2 separate regions of the Homo sapiens genome follow, and region 1 is linked to region 2. A link is an interaction called in ENCODE POLR2A ChIA-PET data of the cell type or tissue named here. Cell type or tissue: PC-9. All regions are shown on one strand. Links, peaks and the distances in the headings refer to the core of each region. The heading gives the core; the rest is flanking DNA.

What was found. ChIA-PET counts read pairs that join two places held together with the same protein. Peaks named below come from ENCODE experiments on the same cell type or tissue, not always from the same donor. Only the 100,000 strongest peaks of a DNase experiment are listed, where the experiment ranks them.
Region 1: POLR2A ChIA-PET joins it to region 2 with 5 read pairs; 2 of 35 experiments call an interaction of 5 or more read pairs at or near these places.

The regions. Positions count from the first base shown.
Region 1 is chr11:43,718,580-43,722,979 of GRCh38, reverse strand. All of the region lies in intron 1 of HSD17B12 (hydroxysteroid 17-beta dehydrogenase 12), which reads right to left. It also overlaps the pseudogene RPL23AP63. Among named protein-coding and RNA genes, the nearest start is that of HSD17B12, 40 kb to the right of the region's middle. In PC-9, for the core only: no CTCF peak of the experiment used is centred there; no DNase peak of the experiment used is centred there.
Region 2 is chr11:43,374,315-43,378,714 of GRCh38, reverse strand. The region is part of intron 1 of TTC17 (tetratricopeptide repeat domain 17); the gene reads right to left. Among named protein-coding and RNA genes, the nearest start is that of TTC17, 18 kb to the right of the region's middle. In PC-9, for the core only: no CTCF peak of the experiment used is centred there; a DNase peak (open chromatin) is centred at 1,954; H3K27ac peaks cover 1,427 bases.

The DNA of each region.
Region 1 (4,400 bases), core at 320-4,319, 340 kb before region 2:
CTAGTCTATTCACGGCACAGCAACCAGGGGCATCTTTGCAAAAAGTAAATGACATCACATCACTACCCCTGTTCAATTCCTTCAGTGACTTCCCATTACTCAAAATAGCACACCACCATGGCAGGCGAATTCTTAATTTTTTTTTTCTTGTTGCCCAGGCTGGAGTGCAATGGTGTGGTCTCGGCTCACTGCAACCTCTGCCTCCCGGGTTCAAGCAATTCTCCTGCCTCAGCCTCCCAAGTAGCTGGGATTACAGGCACCTGACACCATTCCCAGCTAGTACTTTTGTATTTTTAGTAGAGATGGGGTTTCACCATGTTGGCCAGGCTGGTCTCTAACTCCTGGCCTCAAGTGATCCACCCATCTCGGCCTCCCAAAGTGCTGGGATTACAGGTGTGAGCCACCACACCTGGCCAATTCTTAAATTTTTTGTAGAGACAAGAGCTCACTATGTTGGCCAGGCTGGTCTCGAATCCCTGGCCTAAAGCAATCCTTCCGCTTCAGCCTCCCAATGTGCTGGGATTACAGGTGTGAGTGACTAGTCTCCTTGCCTAATTCTTGACAGCAGATAGCTACACATTAAAATATAAATACATCCTCCAATATACATCTGTATACTTCCTCCATTGCAGCTGGTATGCCATCCAAGTAATGGCAAAGTCTTCTAATGAAGAGGAAAAGAAGAAAAAAACACATATAAAGAGCTGTAAGATAAAAACAATTTCACTTTAGGAGTTTTCATTTTCAAACTTATTTTTGCAGTAGGGTCACAAAGTTAATAATAGTCAAGAGAAAACTCTCAATTCCCACTTCGAGCTTGCTCCTCTGTCAGAACTCCCCATGGGACCACCCATTTATTCAGTTGCTCAAGCCAAAAGCCTCAAAGTTGGCTTTAATTCCTCCCATTCCCATATCCCATATTCAATAATCCATAAGACCTGTCTAATACATACCACGTATGACCACTTCTCACTCCTAAAAGTACCATGCCCTGGTTCAAGGCCCCATCATTTATACCTCCCCTAGATGACTGCAAGCCTCCTTTACAACATCCTACTTCCACCCTTTGCCACTAGTCTATTTACCACACAGCAGCTACAGACATCTTTGCAAAAAGTAAATGACATCACAACCTTAGCCCTGTTCAATTCCTTCAATGACTTCCCATTACTCAGAATAAGAGCTCAAGTTTTTTTATGTCCTACAGGATATTTCATGACCTCGTTCATGCCCCTCTTCTACTACCATTTTCTCCTCTTATACTCTCGGCTTTGCCTTTCCTCAAACACCCCAAGCCCAGGCCCACCCATGGGTCATTTCACTTGCTTTTTCCTCTGCCTGGAACATTCTTTTTCTTTTTTGAGATGGAGTCTCGCTCTGTCACCCAGGCTGGAGTGCAGTGGTGCGATCTTAGCTCACTGCAACCTCTGCCTCCCAGGTTCAAGCGATTCTCCTGGCTTAGCCTCCCGAGTAGCTGGGACTACAGGCACGTGCCACCATGCCCAGCCAATGTTTTTGTATTTTTAGTAGAGATGGGGTTTCACCATGTTAGCCAGGATGGTCTCGATCTCCTGACCTGGTGATCTGCCCACCTCAGCCTCCAAACGTGCTGAGATTACAGGCATCAGCCACGAGGCTCAGCCTGCCTGGAACACTCTTACCCCATGTTTGGCTCCTTCTCACACTAAGGCCACTCAACGTCATGTCTTCAGAGAGGGCTTCCTGACCACCCTATCTAAAATATCCCCACCCCAACTACCTATTTACTAGTTACTTTCTATCCCAGATTCTTGCTTTATTCCACTTCCATGTGCAATTACATTATTTATCTAGTATTATTGTCCATCTTCCCATACTTGAATGTAAGCTCTATGACTGTCTTGCTCATCACCATATTCCCTTAAAAAAAACTAACATATAAATTAGTAATCTGCAGCAGCAAAAACTGCAAAATCAAATACCTATAGGAGCCAAGAGGTCATGAAAGGGAGTAAATCAGGCAATTTCCAGCTAATATGGAAATGAAGGCCCAACACAAAAACAGCTTACTATTTTTCAAGAGAGACCTGATATATAACCTTCTAGATAAAATCTCCCAATTGTTTGATGATAAATTATGTTGGTTTTTTTTCATTAAAACTCTATCCAAGCCAAATATACCATATCTGTGAGCCAGATACATACACAGGCTACCACTTGTTAACTTCTCACCTATAGTAAATCTTCCAAGTTTAAACTTACTAGGTGCAATAGATTATTCTATAGATGACTATAAGTCATCCCATTCCACATGCTCTTTTGCAATGTGAATTTGCCATTCCTCCCATCAAGAGATGGAATCTATTTTCCCTTCCTTGGATATGCGACTTGCTTTGATTGACTTGCTTAAGGGAAGTGCCAAACAGCCTAAAATATGCAGCATTGGTTTTGGGACCTGATGGCAGGCAGAGGCTGAAAAAGTGGAAAGTCAGTTGTTAGCAAAGGCCAGAAGAACCATGAGAAAATTGCTATTAGATGCAGGAGAGAGAGTGCCTCATGTTACACAGTGGTGGAATGTTTGGCAAGACTGTTGTCTGCAATAATATTTACCTAATTTAACAATTACATAAGATAGAATATTTACCTAATTAACTTATTGACTGGCTAAAGATATTTCCAGGTAGAACACTGAAAGTAGTACCAACTGGCTTCTTTCAGCTGCATATGATAAAGTATGGAGAAGAGAGAAATAAACTAAAGAAGGACCTGTTTAATTTTTAAGCAGAATTTAGAGGAAGTAAAGAGGGCCCAAAACAGTCTCTACAACTGGCGAAAGATCTGAAATTTAAAAATGGTCTCTGGGGAGATATCAAATCAGAGGTTTGTCCATAAGATCTTTTGTTGAGACCTTGAAAATATAGACCCTTCTCATCTATACAAAGGGACTTCGAAGAATCTTAATGACCTTTTCTTCAATAGGCAGACCCAAAGTAAAGACAGTTCTGTCCTGGAAAGGGATTATAAATGTGGCTTTTGGGACATAGAATCAATCCCTAATAACATTCATAGAAAACTCTCAAAGTTTTAAAGAAAACTATCGTACTAAAAGTACCACCAGTTTGGACTAAAAGAGAAAGAAACAGTTCAAAATGGGAGAAATAAAATATCTGTGGGTTCCCAACTTCACATAGGTAAGAAGCAGGTTGAAAAGCTACTCAGCTACAAATATGACCTATTTCTTATGAAAAAGAAAAAAGAAGGAGAAAGCCAAGAGCCCAAAGGGTAGAGCTAATAGTCTTACAAAACAATGTACTAGGGAACAACTCTCAAAGAGCAGAACTGGGCACTATTCAAGGTATATATATATATATATTTTTTTTTTTTTGAAGTCCTTGTCCTTTATTGCACAAGGAGTGAGGGAAACAGACAGACCAGTTGGACCATAGTAGATGGGTGTATGAGGACAAAATGCTACCTGAAAGCCAGCCAACCCATACTCGCCTGAAATGGATGCTAATACCCTTCAAACTCTGGGCATTGGTTTCACACACAGCCTCTTCCAGGGATAAAAGGGGTTCTTCTAAAGCTTCTTGTTACCCTCAACCATGGAGGCAAGTTCTGAGTTCTGGTTTTCCTATGATGCTAACTCTAGTCACATAGATCTCTGGAGTGATCAAACATGGTGGAGTGGCAGGGTGAGTATTCCAAAAGCATAAGTAAAACAAGAGTCTTGACCAAGCCCTGTTACAATGTCAATGCCTGTATATGGCCTCCCAGCCCAACCAGAAATTGACAGAGGCATGTATATGGTGAAAAGATATACATATATTTAGAATTAGCCATCTGGACTAAGTTTAGATGATCCCAATTTTGTTGGCAACATCCAAAGCATTGTAATCAGGAGCCAGTTGAACATATGCTTTCTTCTCTCCATCAGGCTGAATCAGGGTGTTGACCTTGGCCACATCAATGTCATAGAGCTTCTTCACAGCCTTTTTGATCTGGTGCTTGTTGGCTTTAACATCCACAATGAACACAAGTGTGTTGTTGTCTTCTATCTTCTTCATGGCAGACTCAGTGGTCAATGGAAACTTGATGACAGCATAGTGGTCAAGCTTGTTTCTCCTGAGGGTGCTTTTCCGAGGATATTTGGGCTGCTTCCGGAGTCGTGGTGTCTTGGGCCACCAGAAGGCGGGTGACGTGCGGGTCTTCTTTTTTTTGTGGCTGTGAACACCTTTCAACACTGCCTTCTTGGCCTTTAAAGCCTTTGCTTTGGCTTCAGCTTTAGGAGGGGCAGGAGCTTCCTTCTTTGCTTTCAGCGCCATCTTGTGAAAAGGCTATTCAAGGTATATTTTTGATACATGGGGTAAGAGACTTAGTAACATGTGCCCAGATGAATTTCAAAATTGCTATGGAACAGT
Region 2 (4,400 bases), core at 225-4,224:
ATGTTGAAGCTGTAGAAAAAATGAACACTCATATACTGGTAGCTGGCTTATAAATGTGTTCTCATTGTTTGGAGTGTCATTTGACAACATATATCAAAATGTTACAATTGCATAACCTTTGAGCAAAAGAAAGTCTAGGAAACTATCCTACAGACATTGTTCAATAAGTAGGCAAGGATATACATAAGGATGCTCATTACAACATTTGTAGCTGCAAAAGGACAATCAGAAACAACCTAAGTAAATCAATAAAGTGACAGAGAGACCCACTGTCCAATGGAATGGGATACAGGAAAAAATGTTAAAGCTACTGCCAGTGACCAGAGTATAAGAGCTTTACATAAGGAAGCAGGAGAAAGTGCTTAATTTACAACTCCGTCCAGACATCAAGAGATAGCTATTTAGTACATGACTCTACAGGTATTTTTAAATGAGATTTTTAGAAAAAATAAAATTGGGGGAGGGAAGAAACTGTGGAAGTGTGACAGTCCCATTCCAAAATGCCTAACCAAGGCTGGGCGCGGTGGCTTATGCCTGTAAGCCCAGCACTTTGGGAGGCCGAGGCAGGTGGATCACCTGAGGTTGAAAGTTTGAGACCAGCCTGCCCAACATGGTGAAACCTCATCTCTATTAAAAATATAAAAATTAGCTGGCATGGTGGCGCAGGACTGTAGTCCCAGCTACTCGGGAGGCTGAGGTAGGAGAATTGCTTGAACCCGGGAGGTAGAGGCTACAGTGACCTGAGATTGCGCCAACGCACTTCAGCCTGGACAACAGAGCGAGACTCTGTCTCAAAAAAACAAAAAACAAAACAAAACAAAACCAAAAAACAAAATGCCTAACCAGTCTGTTTACCTGATATTTGAAGAATTGCAAGAAAGAAAAAATGAGATAAATGAAGATTGAAAGAACTATTTAAAGCATAATCTTAGCTTTAGATTAAAAAGTTACTAGATAACAAAGTTTAATAATATTTCCATAGCATGGATCTGGTCAACATTCAATTGTGAGGAAGTACTTATCATTTCCTTGAAGCTTTTAGTTCAGCAAAGATACAGAGGAGGCATAAAGATAAAATTATTAGCAGAAGGAAGGGAGTTCACTGACAGCTGTGTTTCTCTTTTTGAGGTGACAGCAAATGGCAAAGATCTTTGCCAGATAAAAGTTGACTGCAGAAGACTTACAGCCTGACATACATGTTTTCTGAGGTACTTTCAAGTTCTTAAATTTTAAGATGTATGACTTGTCTTTGGGAAATGTTAATGTGAATTTCTCACTTCTCAAATACTTCTCCTCCTTAGATTATCAGAGTATGTTTGACAACTTTGTAAATACAGTTATATGCCAAATAACATTTCAGTCAATGGCAGACTGCATATGTGATGGTGCTCCCATGAGATTATAATACTATATTTTTTTTTTTAGACGGAATCTTACTCTGTCTCCTGGGCTGGAGTGCAGTGGTGTGATCTCGACTCACTGCAACCTCTGCCTCCCTGGTTCAAGCGATTCTCCTGCCTTAGCCTCCCGAGTAGCTGGGATTACAGGCGTCCGCCACTACGCCCAGCTAAGTTTTTGTATTTTTAGTAGAGATGGAGTTTCACCATGTTGGCCAGCCTGGTCTCGAACTCCTGACCTCGTGATTCGCCCGCCTCGGCCCCCAAAGTGCTGGGATTACAGGCATGAGCCACCACGCCCAACCTAATACTGTATTTTTACTGTGCCTTTTCTATGTTTAGATACACAAATACTTACCATTGTGTTACAACTGCCTACAGAACCATAACATGCTGTACAAGTGTGTAGCCTAGGTGTGTAGTAGGCTGTACAGTCTAGGTGTGTTTAAGTATACTCTATGATGTTTGCACAAGGCTGAAATCATCTGATACATTTCTCAGAACACACCCCCATTTTTAAGCAATGCATGAACATGTTACAACATCCATTCAACCAATAAGTGTTTATTAAGCTTCTATAAGCCAGGCCCACTATGAGTCGATGTCCTGAGTCAATGTTTAGAGTCTATGTACTCCTGTGTCATATACAACGTGTAAAAGAATGTTAATATGCCTTCAAAGTCTTTAGCATTGAAAAGAGGCTGCTGTAAGTCCAGAAGCAAAAAGGAGACAGGAATTACAGAGAGGTAGGTTAAAAAGGACATAATGAACACACAAGATCTCAAAGCACTTTATGGCTTTTTCACAAAGGATAAACAACCCTACAAACTTCCATTGCTGCACAGAACAATAAATGATGCAAATAATAACCTGAATTGTAAAGAAAAATTATAATCATTTTCACTTACTTTAAGGAGGTGAAGAAATTATGAAAAGTATTTTAGAGAAAAATTTAAACTACAGGGAAAACCTGATCAAGTATCTGGAAATTAGGCTCTATGGAATTCTATTATTCAGAATGATTCATTCTCTAAGAGTTCCAAGTAAACAAAATTTCACTGTTACTGTAGCAGTTTATTATAATAAAGAAAATGACAAGCCATATAAGGCAATTCAATTTCATTTTCCTTTGAATACATTATGTAAGTACAAGTTGAATATTCCTAATCTGAAAATCCGAAATCTGAAATGCTCCAAAATCCGATACTTTTTGAGTTCACTGCAGCATTTTGGATTCTGCATTTTCAGATTAGGGATACTCAACCTGTACATGTATCCAATTATATATAACATGAGTAAATATTTTACTCCTATCAAATTATGTTCATGTTATTTGTTGCTTTAATTAACCAAGATATTGTTAATATCTACACCTCCAATCTGGAACCCTATCTCAACAAATTCAGTAAGTTCACATGGTAACATGGAAATATCACTCACTATATGAGGGTAATTATTTCACTGCCAAATCAGATTAAGGGTGAACATTTTAAACTTAACCAATCTAAGAGTATAAACATTTTTGATGTCCTACAAAAACAAGTTTGAGTCAATCACTTTTTAATTATTCTTTATGGCAGAAAACTGAACATTTCTGTTGTAACATTAATTCAAGCTCTCATGTGCAACTTATTCTTCATATATACTGAACACTTTCACTGTTTTTTTTTTTAAATGGTATTCATCTAGGTACACGAAAGCAATATGGGAAACTCACTCTTCTCCAAATAGCACTTGGAAACTGATGAATATAATCTTAAATTATGCCATTCTCATTTAAAATTTTTCCCCTTAAGTTAGAAACTAGGGACAAAATAATTTTAATATTTTAATTCAGAATTATAGTTATTTAAATATTAAGACAATATGAAGGAAAACATAAATCAAAATCTTCAAAGTCGCCAAGATTTTGCCTCTATGTAAAACCTGAAATGGTTCTGTTTAGTGAGTATTTGTAGTGTTTGCTATCCAATATCCATAAGTCCCCCCTGTGGCAAAAGCACCTCACTTGCTTCCTTCCCCATATGGGAAGCCGTTGTCAGAGAATTTCTTTCCCTTGGTCATGGTGATTATTTCTGAGATACTACTCCAGTAAGGTCAGCTGGTACTAAAGAGACTCTAATCCAGAACTTTGAGCTATTGGTAACTAGCCATCTTGTATCTACATGGGGCCTGAGAATGGGGATGACGAAGCAAAGAAACAAAAACAGAAAAACTGATCCTTGTTATACTATTTGAGTCCTGAATCAAACTGTATCTGCAGCCCTTACAATTTGCCCAAACATTCCAATGAAAACTTTATAATACAGAAAGTATTGATGTGTTATTTCTAAACTTCCACCTAATTTTCACCTATGTCCCTCTGCCTAGGGCATCTTATTACTACTGTGGCTCTTATTTTTCTTTGGGTATATAATCAGTACAGGAACTGCTGGATCAAATGGTAGTTCTGTTCTAAGTTCTTTGAGAAATCTCCACAGGGGCTGAACTAATTTACATTTCCATCAACTGTGTATAAGACTTCCATTTTCTCTATAGCCCTGCCAACATCCTTTTTTTTTTTTTTTTGGTCTTTTTAATAATAGTCATTCTGACTGGTGCGAGGTAGTATCTTATTGTGGTTTTGATTTGCACTTCTCTAGTGATTAGTGATGTTGAGCATTTTTTCATATTTGTTGGCTGCATGTATGTCTTCTTTTGAGAAGTGCCTGTTTGTGTCGTTTGCCCATTTTTTAATGGAGTTGTTTTTTGCTTGTTGAATTAAGTTCCTTATAGATTCTGGATATCAGATCTTTGTTGGATGCATAGTTTGAGAATAGTTTCTCCCATTCTATAGGTTTACTCTGTTGATAGTTTCTTTTGCTGTGCAGAAGCTTTTTAGTTTAATTAGGTCCCACTTGTCCATTTCTGGTTTGTTGCAATTGCTTTTGGGGTCTTAGTCATAAATTCTTTGCCCAGGCCTATGTCCAGAATGATATTTCCTGGGTTTTCTGCTAGGATTTT